2 separate regions of the Homo sapiens genome follow, and region 2 is linked to region 1. A link is a contact called in ENCODE Hi-C or POLR2A ChIA-PET data. All regions are on one chromosome and are shown on one strand. Each heading gives the region's core, a stretch centred on a gene start or an enhancer-like site at or near the end of the contact. The rest is flanking DNA. Distances are from core to core; before and after follow the strand shown.

Region 1 (6,883 bases), core at 2,016-4,515:
CGACTAACAATGCCTAAGTTCCTGGGAATGTAGCCCAGCAGGCCCCAGCCTCATTTTTCCCAGCCCCTATTCAAGATGGAGTCACTCTGGTTCGAATGCCTCTGACAGGAGCAGCACCCTGATCTGTCTCCATCCTCACACTGCATTCTCCCTGTGTCTGTCTCCAAATTTCCCCTTTTTAGGACACCAGTCGTATTGGATTAGAGCCACCCAATGACCTCATTCTAACTTGATTACCTCTGTGAACACTCTAGCTCCAAGTAGGGCCACATTGGGAGTTACGATTTTAAGATGAATTTGGGGGGACACAATTCCCTAGCCACACCAGCGCTTTTTCAATGAACCCACAAACAATGTATTTATGGTGACCAAGATGGAGGCTACGCATGGGCCCAGCAACACGGGCTCATCTCTCCAGGCTGGTCTGACTAATCTCACTGCTGGCAGCCCCCTCTCACAACCCCAGAGAGCAGCACTGAGTGCCTGATGGCACCTTCCCCCACAGAGAGCAGCCAGCATCTGGTAGCAGGTGGGTCCTGGTCTCTTCCATCATGGAGGGGACACAGACTCACCTTCCTGGAAGGGACACACTTTGCCTCCCTTACCCAGAGTGTTTCTGCAGCACTGCTGCTTGTAGCCTCACGTGATGCCTTTCACCATCATGGCTTCCATGCAGGGCTGCTTCTGACCAAGGAACCCATTTCACCACCAAGGAAATGCCACAGTGGCTCGTGGCCGTGGAATTCACTGATCTTACTGCTTATTCTATCACCCAGAAGGAGCTAGCCTCAGCAAAAGACTGAGTGGCAATACCCAGGAAAGATGGACTCTATTTTACAGGATTCCATATACGCTTTGAATCAGGGGCCACCACATGGTTCTACTTCCCTTATAGCCAAAATGCATGGCTCCAGAAACCAAGCTGTCACAGGTAGTGACTAACTAGGACCAGTGGCGCATGCAATAAAGGAATTTACCAAGAGAGTTGTAGGTAAAGACAGGCAGGCTTATTAGAGAACACAGGAAAATACATTGCAAGAAAGCAATGGGCAGATCAGCAAAAGGGGAGCTGACTACAAGGAGACAAAGACTTGTGGGGGATTTTATAGGATGGTGCTTGTGCTGGAGAGGGCCACGCGCAGTGCTGATAATGCCCAGGTTGCAGCGAGCTAACTGACACTTGTCTATCGGCTGAGGATCTGGCGATAAGATGGGCACAGGAAGATTGTGAGTTATTTGCTTAGGAGGGCTCTGTGTGTCCTGGGCCATGTAGAAAGGCAGGCTTATAGCTTATCTGTTTTTTGTTTGTTTGTTTTGCTTTCCCTGCTCCCCCCAGCCTGACTCCTCTTCCCCGATTAGAACTCCATGCAACCAGTTGATATGAGGGGGATCCACTTACTATTACCCCCAATAACAACCAGCTGGCAGGATTTTTGCTTCCTGTCGCAGCAACTTTGAGCTCTGCTAATGTGAAGGTCTTAGTCCCGGAGAGGAACATCCTTCAACCAGGAGACACAGCAATGGTTTCATTAAATTGAAAGATGATGCCGCCACCTGGCCATCTGGGGCTCATTCTGTCATGACACCAAAAGACCTAAAAAATGATTGCTCTCTTGACTGCAGTGATAGGTTCTGATTCTCCTGGGAGACCAGGCAGCTGCTACTATGTCTGGAAATCAGGGCATTCATTCTCTGCGGCACTTCTGACTATTTCCATGGCCAATAGAAAAGGTTCATGGAAAACTACCCCAGCCATAGAAAGGCAGGAAAATTGAGGACTCAGAACCTTCTGAAATGAAAGTTTTAGTTGTTTCATCAAGTAAAGATCACCAACTAGCTGAGGTCCCGGCTGAGGGAGGGGAAAATCCAGGATGAGTGATGGGAGAAGGAACCATGGACTTCAAGCCTCGGCTCCCAACTGTCACGGAAGCAAGGAGTGTAGTAGTTTTGCTTAGTTTCCTTTGCTTGTTTTCACGTGTTTGTTTCCACATGCCAACCATTTTCCTGTTTTCTCTCGCTGGCATCTGTATTGTACACACAATTTTTTGGAGGTTAGTGTTACCATTCAGTCTTCAGGTAACAAGATATTCAGTGGACTGTGGTTGAATTTGTGGTGTAATTAACAGAGCCAACAGTGGCTACAGTAACCATTGGCACCTTGTCCTCACTGTCTCCTCATTTTGGAGACAGCGTGAGTGCATCTTCACTTGTGGGAAGGATACATGTATTGCATTTACTGGAATTTTTAGAAAAGGTTAAACGTGTGTAAAAGGGTGCATATGGAAAGCAACTGCCTGCTATCCATCTACTGCCTCTGACCCAAGCCCATCTTTCACTGCCCTACTTGGGGATTCTGGAACTTTTCCCTCTCTCCTGCTGGCACGGTGCTGTGCACTGTCAGTAGAGGGCGCTGGAGAGACAAACAAGGAGGGAGGGGGGTTTCTTTTCACTTGTTTATTGGCTGCTCACCTGCACAGCCTCCCAGGACGGCTTCCCCCGCCTTGCATAAGTAGCTTTGCAGCAAGTTCTGAGGCACAGCACCTGGCTGTGCATGGCTTACCTGGCATCTCAGGAGGCTGCGGGGTCTCACTGCAGGGATGGTGGGGGCATGCATGGGGGGCATGCATGGGGGGCTGAGGGGCTGCAAGGCAGCACAGGGTCAGAGGATGGGAGTTCTGGGGGCGACCAGGGACTGCTGGGTATAGCAGCAGTCAGTATGGGTATCGCCCATCGGTATGACTTCTCCCTGGCAAGCCCCTCCCACGGCTCAGCTATCATCCTCCATAGTGATCGCCTGACAAAACCAGAGTCTTGGTTAAACTCAGCCCTGTGATTACAGTCTGCACCTCAGCGCTGAACTTGGCTTCACGCCAAGTCACAGGTTGCTGATGAACCCACTTCAAAGAGGCGCTGGACATGGCTGGTTGAGCCTACCCCTGAGACACTAAAGTATTTTCCTCCTCTCTCCTCCCATCTCCAGCAACACCACTTTCATTTTCTCAGTTAAATGTTCAGTTATAAAATGCTAATAATATAACACATTCACATGCCTCATAATGAAAATTTACAAGCTATACGGCCAAATACCTCCTTCCTAACTTCTGTCCCCATCCAACCCTGTTCACCTCTCTCTCTCTCTCTCTCTCTCTCTCTCAGACACACACACACACACCACAAACTCTGCTCTGCACTGTGCTTTTTTCCACTTAACGTTATGTGTCCTGAATGTCAACATGAGAACAGAGAGAACTTCCTCATTCTTTTTCACCGCCACATAGTACTCCATTGTTTGGGTGCACTGCAGTGATTTCCCTGGTGTCTGCCGATGGGCATTTAGGGAGTTTCCAGTATGTTGCTACTGTAACTGAAGTGACTAGTCTGGCACTCAAGTTGCTTTGCATAGCTGGTAGAGCATGGATAAGGTACATTCCTGGAAGGAGAATGGCTGCCTCACAGGTTCCTGCATTTGTCAGCCTGACCCGGAAGCCCAAATCACCCTCCACAGGGGCTGTGCAAAATGATGCCCCCAAAGCAGTGAGCGAGAGAGAGGGCCTGGCGGCCGGCAGCCTCGCACACAAAGTGTTGTCACTCACCGGGGTATTGGTCACTCTAATGAACCACATGCCCATTCTGCAGACATCTCAAACTTTAAAAAAAAAAAAGATTAATAGAAGATTTATTTAGCAAAAATACATATAGCCATTATTGCAAGACTTAAATGAGATGTTAAATGTTCAACCCAATTTTCTTTCCTGGATAAGTTTTTCTTTCATATCCCTGTCAGTTTTGAAAACATAATACCAGAAGAAGGGGGGCCCAATTCCACAGAGAGCTCCCAAGAGTGAGTTTCTGGGAGTGAGTCTGAAGTTGAGATAAACCTTTGCTGATCTTGCTTACGTTCAATGCATCTGGGCAGCGTCTTTGATGAGCCCTGGCGGTTAGGCTGGTGGCACTGAAGCAGGCCTCCAGGGTCTCCTGTTTAAGCAGGATTTTAAGGCCAACCCTGCGGCTTGCGCCTGCTGGGTTTCTGGAGATGTGTCATATTCGGCTGGGTTGAGGGTCCAGGGCAGAGTGGCCAGGCATGAGAGAAAATACTTTGGGTCAACACCTGTGAAAAGAAGGAAAAAATAAAAATAAAAAAAACACCAGAAGAATACTTTGGGAACAACATCGTGGTGACACAGGGCACAACTGCGAGTGCGGAGGGACCTCTCCCCCTGAACTTGACCAAGCGCTTCCTCAGCCCTTTCTCCCCTCCCAGGCCCTCCCTGTCCCTGGAAGCAGCCTGGTTCCCTCCCGGTCTCTTAGAAGCCCCTGGGCTGCTCTTTCCCTCAGCCCACCGAGAGCTCGCTCCATCTCACTGCACGAGGGGGCCCTCGCTGCCGCCCTCATCTCTCCCCTGGGGACCCCAGCGCCCCCGAAGGGCAGAGGGGTCTTTCCAAGCCATAAATCCCATGAGTTGAAACTCGCGTCTCCAGCCCCTTCCAGCCCCGCTCCCCAGCTGGAAGGAGCCCACTTACCGGCCCCCTCCTTCCTCCTGCGGAGTCTCCTGTCCAGGATCCCTTTTCCCCAGTCCTGCCGTCTTTCTTTGCCTGAAACCTGGAATTCCTCCCCGTTCCCGCCCGCCGGCCTCCGCAACCTCCTCCCTCCCCCGCAGCGCCCAGCCCGGGTCTGCTCCAGGCACCTCCTCAAGACCGGGCCTCCAGCGACTGTCCCTTTGAGCCGCCCTTTCACCCGCAGGCACCCCCGGCCCGTCCCCGCGCCTGCACTCAAGCTGCTTGTTTGCTTGCTCCTGGCTCCTGCAGGGAGCGTCAGCCCCCGGGCTGCTTCCCACTGCTGGAGGCCGGGGGCGCCCGGTGTTCCGCGGGGGCTGCGGCCTCCCCGCTCCACCCCTGCTCACAGGAGCCTGGGCAGCCCGGGGCCCGTCCTTGCACAAAGGCACCAGGCCTGGCCCAGGCCCCGCTCCGCCCGCCCTGTCCCCGCGCTGGGGGACTCGCTCCCCTCCGCCGGGCAGATCCTCCTCTCCGGGGGATTTTCCTGGAGAAGTTACTGGTGCAGATCCAACAGCTGGCGGGACAGTGACCCGGAAGGCCCCCGCCCCGAAAAGCAGGAACAGCAGGAACCTCCAAGGCGCCGCCCGCACCCTCTTCCTCCTCGCCTGGGGCCTCGCGCCCGGAGCCCGCCCCTCTGCCAGGGGTGGACGCAGCCCGGGGAGGGGGGTCCACCTGGCCCCAGGTCCCGCCGCGCTCCGACGACTCGGCCCGCCCTGGCCGCCGCGAGGCTGGGGGTCACTTTGGGACCTAAGTCCGCCCCCGTGGGAGAATGTGTGCCAGGGCCCACTGACAGCTTCCATCGGGGCTCAGGCGCCATCTCTCCCCACGTTTGCCCAGGGTCAGGGGGCCATGCAGGGGAGAGTCGCGCTGCCCCCACTTCCCCCTGACCCTGTGCTCCGAGGAGAGGAACGGGAACTCGCCCGCCCAAGGCCCACGCTCCCCACGTGGCTCAACCAGGCCAGGACCTCGCAGCCACATGGACCGGCGGGTCCAGGAGCCGGGCAGAGGGTCTCCGTGCCAAGCCGCACTGCCCCTGGCCCTCGTCTCCCTCCTTTCTCTCACTGCACGGTGGCCTCATGCCATCCGCTTTGGCCCCAAGAATGGAACTCAGGAGAAAGGGCCTGCCCTCCCCCACCCCCAGCTCCGGGCTGTCCCAGGCCCTGCTGAAGCCCACACCCCTCTTCAGGTGCACACGGCTCCCCTTGGGGCCCTCCCCGGCCTCTGTGCAACGTTCATCAAGGTACCCTTCTTCCCTTCCAGGGACTCTGCTCCTTCCCAAATTCCAGGCCAGATTGGCTGCGGAGAGGCCCACCCTTCCGTGGCAGCTGAGCCCGTCTCTGAATACAAACCAGACCTCCTGTGTCCACAGCTGTAGCTTTCAGGTCAATGCCAGCATGGTAAGAGTCAGTTCCCACTCTGTGTCCCGTGCATGCGGTTGAAATGGCTGCCCCGTGTCCACCCCACCCTCTTCCTCAGTAAAGGACGGTGGAGGAAGCCCCAAAGGGTCACAGTCCCCTTTTTACAGATGAGGAAACTGAGGCACGGAAGGGTGAAGTGACTGTCCATGCCCTACAGGCAGACACTTCCAAAGCTCCTGCTCACAGTGAGGGGATGGTGGGCCATCTCCTGCCTGGACCACATGAGGTGCTCTGGGGGCTGGGACAGGCTGGGGATTGACACAGAACCTAGGTAGGTTTGCCCGGACCCCTAGAGGCTCAGAAAGCTGCTAAGGCTGCCTGGCTGGGCCCCCCATCATTGTGCAGCTCCCAAAATAAATCACTCCACAGCCACTTTTGAATTCTGTTTTATATCAAGCTATAAAAACCTGGATCCTGTTCAACATACATACAAAAGCAGTACTCTAAAAAATAATTATTATTATATTAACAATATCAAACACGCTAACTCCTACACACGTACAAAGACCTTGGGCATCCTTTATACCGGCCACTTCCTGGCCACAGCTTTGTAAGGCAGTACCTGGGAAAAGGGGACGGACCCAAGAGAGCCGGCCCCAAATCCTGACTCAGCACTGCAGAGGCATCAGCCGGGCTGAGTCATGCCTGAGTCCGAAGGGCCCCCTCTCAGGCTGAGAAGGAACTTTCAGGCCCAGGGAGGAGCAGAGCCTTAGGGGGAGCACATGCCGAGCAGGAAAACGAGCTCACATTTTCCTGGGGTAGAGCGAGGTGCCCGGCAGGGCAGGGGATGAACGGAGGGTGCGGTGGGCAGAATAACGGCCTCCCAAAGATGTCCACGTGACAGTCCCCAGAGCCTGTGACTATGTTAGGTTACACAGCCAGTGGGAACTAAAGTTGCAGATGGAACTAAGG
Region 2 (6,883 bases), core at 1-2,500, 49 kb before region 1:
CCTCCATCTGGTCTCCCCCTTGACACGTGGGGATTATGGGGATTACAATTCCAGACGAGATTTGGGTGGGGACACAAAACCTAACAGATCACTTGCTTAAGGGAAGCTTTGTCTACTCTAAACCAGATTGCAGAGGTCTTTTGTTTGTCCCCCTTGGGGTTTTCCACCAAGGGGCCCTGGGCCTTTGGGTTGAGCTGGGTGGGCCTTTCCCTGTACAGGCGGAGGAAGCAAGTGCAAGGTGAGCGGTGGGAGAACCTGCAAGGCCCCTGCTCCCAGGGGAAGGGGAGGCGGGCTTCAGGGGAGTGTCCATATGGGCGCCCAGAAACTGGAAACTGCGTCCCTGAAGGCTGCAAGCCCTCTGGGCAGTTCGGGTCACCCCGGCTGAAGAAGGGCGTTGAAGACACATGGAAAAGGTGGTGGGAGAGGACTGAGTTGAAACCCAGGCCCCGAGTGGAAGAGCCTGCTGGAGGCCACAGGAGCCCGTTCCCCAACCTGAAGCCCTGGAGACGGCCCGGCTTGAGAGGGCGAGGGCCCACAGCGGGGACCCAACTCACTTCTTCGTTCCCACCTGCCCTGGGGTCCGACGGGAAGCGGGGACGGGGAGCGGGTGGGGTCCGACGGGAAGCGAGGACGGGGAGCGGGTGGGGTCAGACGGGAAGCGGGGACGGGGAGCGGGTGGGGTCAGACGGGAAGCGGCGACGGGATGCTGGTGGGGGGACCCCCGCGCTCTCCGGGCGACCCTCTGCAGCCTCTACTCTGCCCCGTCTGTCATCTTCTCCCGACCCGGCGACCCCGTTCTCCCCCTCGCCCCTCATTCCCCGGGACTGTCCTTCTTAACAGCGCCCTTCACCCCGCCCGGCCCGCGAGGTAGTCCTCAGCAGGGGACAAGGTCCGGACGTGGCGCCCCCAGAAGGAGCGCGGAGAGCCCCTGGGACCCAGTCCCGCCAGGTACGCATCAGGGGCGGAGCTGGACTCGGGGGGCGGGGCTGGGGAGAGGGTGGCCCCTGCACACTAGTCCCCTCCCCTCGACCCCGCAGCCCCGCGGCGCGTTTCCTGAGGCGCCCCCGCCACGTCCCGCGAGTCTCTGCCAAGTTCCCGCGCGGGTGCGCCCCGGTCGCGCCCTCCCTGCGCCCGCCCAGGCCTGGGGAGCTCTGTGGGTGGAAGCCGGCGCCCCCTGGGGGCACCCGGGCGTGGCGAGGGCCTCGGCGGTCGGGAGGCCTCTGCGGGGCAGCGGTCGGGAGCGAGGCCACGGGGCGCCAGGTACAGCCGGCGGGACGTCCAGTGCCAGCGCAGGAGCCGGGCGAGGCCGTGGCCTCCAGGGTTCCTGGGCGGAGGACAAGGCGCGCAGCCGCGTTGGCGCGAGTTTTAAATCGGTGCCTTCTCAGCTTTGCAAGTTCTTATCAATTGCTGCATGCCAGAGGAAGTTTTTAAAAAATGGCCCCCAGCTCTATTGCGGTGTAATTGATGGATAGAAATTGTATTTATTTAAGGTGAACAGCTGGATGATGTGATGGAGGCACGCAGGGTGGAGGGGTTACCACAGTCTAGGTACTCTACACATCCAGAGCCTCCCACAGTTGACAAATGGATTTTCCTAATCAGTTTCGTCGTGTTTTGTACTTAAGTTGAGGATTCCACACCGTGTGGTACTTTCAGAAGAGATGTAGTGGTGAATCAATCGCAACGGTAAGGGGAGCAGACCTGGACATCTGATACTTGATCAGCAATTCACCTTGCCTGAAAATGTTTTGACTTTGTTTCATGTTCCAAGTGCCGAAATGATCGCACGCCTCGTTAGAAGTTGAACGTTACTCTTTTCTTCAAATGCAGGTTGTGATGTTTTCCTAATTAGGTATTGAGAATTACCATTGGTATTTGGAATTAGATTGCGGAGCATTTAGGTAAATTCCTTGAGTTTTTCCACAGTATTTCATCTCAATTACAGTACAGATTTCAATATAGACACATTGTATTTCATGCTTTTTTTCTTTTTTTTTTTTCCCCCAGGAACCGTTCTCGCTATGTTGCCCAGGCTGGTCTTGAACTCCTCAGCTGAAATGAGCCTCCCACCTCGGCCTCCCAAAGTGCTGGGATTACAGGCGTCCCCTCTGCCCCAGTACTGTTTCCTCTCCCCAGCCCAGCCCCCACAGCTGCCTGCCCTGGCCTCACTCCCTGGCCTCCCCCATCCCAGCCTCTGGGTCCCTGAGTCAGTCCCTGGGGCTGTCTGCCTTCTAGGGGAGCCTCTGGTGTGGACCAGAAAGTAACCTAATCCCTTCCAGGCCCACCCTGGAAACAAAGGGATTTGTCCACTAGCCTGGTGGTGAGAACCATGTGGCCTCCTGTCTCTGGCAGAGAGGACTCCAGGATCAAGGGCAGGTAAAAGGAGGAGCCTCCTGGGGAGCTTCAGAAGGAGGGTCCCAAGTCCCTCCTGCCCCACTTCTGTGCCTGGGTCACTCACACCCCTGCCTGACTCTAGCCCCCCTTCTCCAGGGGTCTCCACAACATGTGAATCATGCCCAGCGTCTTCCATTACACCCTTGATAAAGTCCTCTCCTCACCAGGACCTCTGTCATTTTACCTCATGGTTTTGAAATAATTTTTGGTCTTCTTAGCAGTTTAAAAATATTGTTTTGTTTTTTTTCCTGAGTTTGGAGCATTCCTGTTACTAATTACATTTTTTTTTTAGACAGGTGTACACTACTACACCCAGCTAATTTGTTTTGTTTTGTTTTGTTTTGGTAGAGATAGGATCTTGCTATGGTACCCAGGCTGGTCTTCAACTCCTGGGCTCAAGCAATCCTCCTGCATTGGCCTCCCAAAGTGCTGGAATTACAGGCATGAGGCAGCACGCCCAGCCCTAATTACTTCTATTACGCCAAATTCCTTGTGTGGAATTCCTGTGCTTTGCACACAAATTGCCAGGTTGGCCCCAAAGGGGAAAAAAGTGGATCCCATTTTCCCATCTTCTATGCCTACGTGGCTGACAAATCTCCCGAATCCCACAGGAGCTGTCGCTGATCTTTGTCCTCTATTCGCTGAAATAAAGTTCACCATGGATTTCTGCTTCTTTTATTCATTGTCAGTCCACACATAGGGACAAATTCCTGTGCTCTCATTAGAAAGCCATTTGCTAAGTGAGAACTCCGGGGAGGCCAGGCCTGAAGGAGAGCTTGCTGTCAGTCATTTCGATCAGGGACGGGGCAGAGTCCATTGTCACAGGTGGAGCTGCCCAGCCATTCCCCGCCCCTAGGAAGTCTGGGCTGACTGGGGGAGGGAGTGCTTAGAAGGGGACCCCTGGGGGTTGAGGTGTCTTTGCTGCGTATTTCCCTGTTATCAGTGTCGAAGTTAAATACAGAGATGAATCCTCAAAATTAAAATGTTTTATTTGGGGAAAGAAGTGTAATTTGTGGATATCTGTAGCGTGAGTGGTCTTTAGGATGTCCAAAGAATGAAGAAAGGCTGGAGGTTTTATAAAGAGGAGAAATATTACTACTGCTCTTTAAGAAAGCTCATTGGCACTGGTGAGTTTGGGGAGCTGGCAAGCTCCGACTGATGAGTGAGGGCAGAGGGTAAAACGAGTCGTGTCAGCAGGTTGTTTAGTAGGCATTAGGTAAACTGGTTTCAGGTGGCAGCAGTTTCAGCAGCCGGTCTTACAGAGAATGACATTCTTGGAGAAATTCTATGTGCCCTGAGTGCTCCTTCCCGCTGGCCTCTTGACCCTTGGTTGGGTGGGACAAGAATGACCCAATTTGTGTGATTAGCTTTACATTTTTCTCTTTTGATCAAGATATTTCTCTGAAAGCATCGCTAACCAGCCGTTCTGCAGCCAGGCTTATCTGTCCCTGGGGCTGTAATGGGCTTGTGCCAGCTGTCTCTGTCCCACATTGGAGGGAACATGGCGGGGTCTAAGTCAGCAACCTGGGCCACATTTGTGTAATAACGAGGCCAGAAGGAAAAAATGTCTCAAAGCAGTTACTTTTTTTCTTTCTTTCTTTCTTTCCTTTTTGAGATGTAGTTTTGCTCTTGTAGTCCAGGCTGGAGTGCAGTGGCACTATCTTGGCTCACTGCAACCTCTGCCTCCTGGTTTCATGCGATTCTTCTGCCTCAGCCTCCTGAATAGCTGGAATTACAGGCATGCGCCACCACCCCCAGCTGATTTTTTTCCTCTCTCTCTCTCTCTCTCTTTTTTTTTTTTTTTTGTAGAGACAGGGTTTCACCATGTCGGCCAGGCTGGTCTTGAACTCCTGACTTCAGGTGATCTGCCCGCCTCAGCCTCCCAAAGTGCTGGGGTTGCAGGCGTGAACCACTGCACCTGGCCTCAAAGCAGTTTCATCTGGAGTCCAGTATTACATTTTATTTCATCTGCTTTGTAGGCATTAGTCATTATCTGGAGGTGTTGAGCAAGTATTATCCTGTTAGGAGAGTTGGCTTCGTTGAGATTAGACAGGCACTAAGAACAACATTTAAAAATTATAATGAAAAAATTGGCAACAATATAATAAACTTAGTTCGTAGAAGTGGTTTTGAACTAACAGCCCCAGCCTAAGGGCAACAAATTAAACAAAAGGCCATGGAGGAGACTGGGCCAGGCCTGTGATAGCCACTGAGAAGTATTTCATACAGGATCGAATTAATCACTACTTTGTGAACGCCAGGTTTATAAAAGGGACCACCAGTACAATTTGAACAAAAAACTGTGTTAGGGAAAATGCCAAATTTGCCCACTAGGTGGACTAAAAGGATTTCTTTTTTTTTTTTTTTTAGGTCAGGTTTTCTCAAGTTACCTATAGCAGTTACTTATTGTGAAATTTTAATTATAGCATTATCCTGCCAAATGAAGAATGGCATTGAGAGGGTGAGAGTCTCATTATTATATGGAGCCTTATAACAACGTCTTCGGAAAACCTGCTTTTTTAGGTTTCTTTTTCAATTTTTGTTTTTAAATAGTGAGGTCTCATCATGTTGCCCAGGCTGAAGTTTAACTCCTCTCGCCTCGGCCTTCCAAGTAGCTGGGACTACAGGCACCATGGCTGCTGGAACAGCTGTTTTTAGCAGGGAAAACGTCAACTGCTCCTCTTGGTTTGTGGTTTGATTGTCTCTGATTACGGCATCGTGCAATTTGGTGAACTTTTGGTGTGGTTCATATATCAGGCATAAGACTTGTTTTTTACTTTATTAATTTTGTTTTTTATTTTTATATTTTAAATTATTTCATACTAGTTTATTTAGGGGTTATTTTCACTCCTCAATAGATTTTTCCGTATTTTTTATAAGCTTCTTCACTCATAAGTTCATCTAGTTCTTTTTTTTTTTTTTTTTTTTTTTTTTTTGAGACAGTTTTGCTCTTGTTGCCCAGGCTGGAGTGCAGTGGCATGATCTTGGCTCACTGCAACCTCTGCCTCCTGGGTTCAAGTGATTCTCTTGCCTCAGCCTCCTGAGTAGCTGGGATTACAGGCAACTGCCACCACGCCCAGCTAAATTTTGTATTTTAGTGGAGATGGGGTTTCGCCACGTTGGCCAGGCTGGTCTCAAACTCCTAACCTCAGATTATCCACCTGCCTCAGCCTCTCAAAGTGCTGGGATTACAGGTGTGAGCCACTGCGCCCGGCCAAGTTCACCTAGTTCTGAAGAGTTACTCAGTGTCATCTTGATCGGCCAAACATTTTTATAACAAGATTTGTCAATAAGTTCTGTATTTTCTGCAAGAGCTTCATTAATTTCAGTTACTTCTCCTGATAAAGGAGAATGGAGTTCATGAACAGCTTTCACACTTTCCAAAGCACCAAATTCATCTTGTTTGTTCAATTTTGTCCCAGCTTCAGGCAGACTACAGTAAAAACATCTCCCAATACTTCCTGTGCAAAATGCCTGATTCCCACGGTTCCCATACCATTTCTTGTTGTTCTCCAACCACGTTTCCCCGAGAATTCATGCACCGAGAGCAGGGCGGGTTCCACGCACAAACCGTGCCCATCCCCAGCCACCAAGGCCTCAGCCGGTGAGGCATGGCAGGTGCCAAGGCCCCGCTCAAGCTGCAGCCCACAGCCCACCCACACTGCGCCACTCAGTGCCATGTTCGTAGGGAGGGGTGCAGAGGGTCTCCACGCTGCACTTTGGTCACTGTTTGTTTTTGTTTTTGTTTTTCTAGGGACAGGGTCTTGCTCTGTTGCCCAGGATGGAGGTGCAGTGGTGCAATCCTAATTTACTGCAGGCTTGAAGTAGCTGGGACTATAGGCGTGTGCCACCACACCCAGCTAACTTATTTTTTGTAGAGACAGAGATCTCGCTATGTTGCCCAGGCTGGAGTGCAGTGACATGATCATAGCTCACTGCAGCCTAACTCCTGGGCTCAAGTGATTCTCCCACCTCAGCCTCCCAAGCAGCTGAGACTACAGGTATTAATATATGCCATAGCACCTGGCTAATTCGTTTTATTTTATTATTTGCAGAGAAGGGGTCTCACTTTGTTGCCCAGGCTGGTCTCAAACTCCTGGCTTCAAGTGATGCTTCAAGGGATCCTCCCACCTTGGACTTTGTTTTGTAATATCAGTTTAGTTTTAGCTTAGTGGGCTTCAGGAACAGAGCAGTTTTCATTTTGCTAATTTTATGGAAGAAAGTTGGATTGGAGGAACCTAGAATAATTTAGGATTTAGTCTAAAGTAGATAAGAACTAAAAAAACAGTGCATAGAGTTACAATCTAATAACAGGTGTATTATAGCTTTTTTTTTAAGGACTATAACTCTTCTTTTTACTTTGATCATATAGGAATTTCAGATGAAAAATCTCTTGAGGCTAGAAAGTCAAACTAAATAAGACTTTAGATTTTACTCATAGTCCTAAGGTTCTTGGGCCTGCCAGAAAATGACAGTTTTTATTAACTTA

Evidence for each region. Hi-C counts contacts between places; a loop is a spot of excess contacts on that map. ChIA-PET counts read pairs that join two places held with the same protein, here RNA polymerase II (POLR2A). Pooled maps may share reads with other maps.
Region 2: a map of GM12878 shows a loop between it and region 1 (2.7-fold over the local background). The contact joins the promoter of LINC00605 here to the enhancer-like site in region 1. A Hi-C loop is called at or near these places in 13 of 168 maps with a recorded cell type or tissue (Caco-2, GM11168, GM12878 and 10 more), 1 of 37 single-sample maps with no recorded cell type and 9 of 50 pooled maps. POLR2A ChIA-PET finds 5 or more read pairs at or near these places in 4 of 52 experiments (AG04450, K562, MCF 10A and 1 more).

What each region holds. Positions count from the first base shown.
Region 1 is chr14:103,136,898-103,143,780 of GRCh38, reverse strand. TNFAIP2 (TNF alpha induced protein 2) reads right to left here. Exons shown (of 12, transcript NM_006291.4): 12 at 6,342-6,883. It also overlaps the pseudogene NDUFB4P11. Among named protein-coding and RNA genes, the nearest start is that of TNFAIP2, 17 kb to the right of the region's middle. RefSeq lists enhancers at 3,335-3,384, 3,415-3,464. Within about 2 kb of position 3,265, at least 3 of the 41 ENCODE cell types and tissues checked have a DNase peak (open chromatin) inside an H3K27ac peak, as active enhancers do; they include GM12878, OCI-LY7 and PC-9, where a contact is called at or near this core.
Region 2 is chr14:103,183,395-103,190,277 of GRCh38, reverse strand. It overlaps LINC00605 (long intergenic non-protein coding RNA 605), which reads left to right and starts at 1,250. Exons shown (of 3, transcript NR_033938.1): 1 at 1,250-1,686; 2 at 1,831-1,901; 3 at 2,008-3,057. It also overlaps the pseudogene GCSHP2. RefSeq lists a silencer at 1,132-1,181.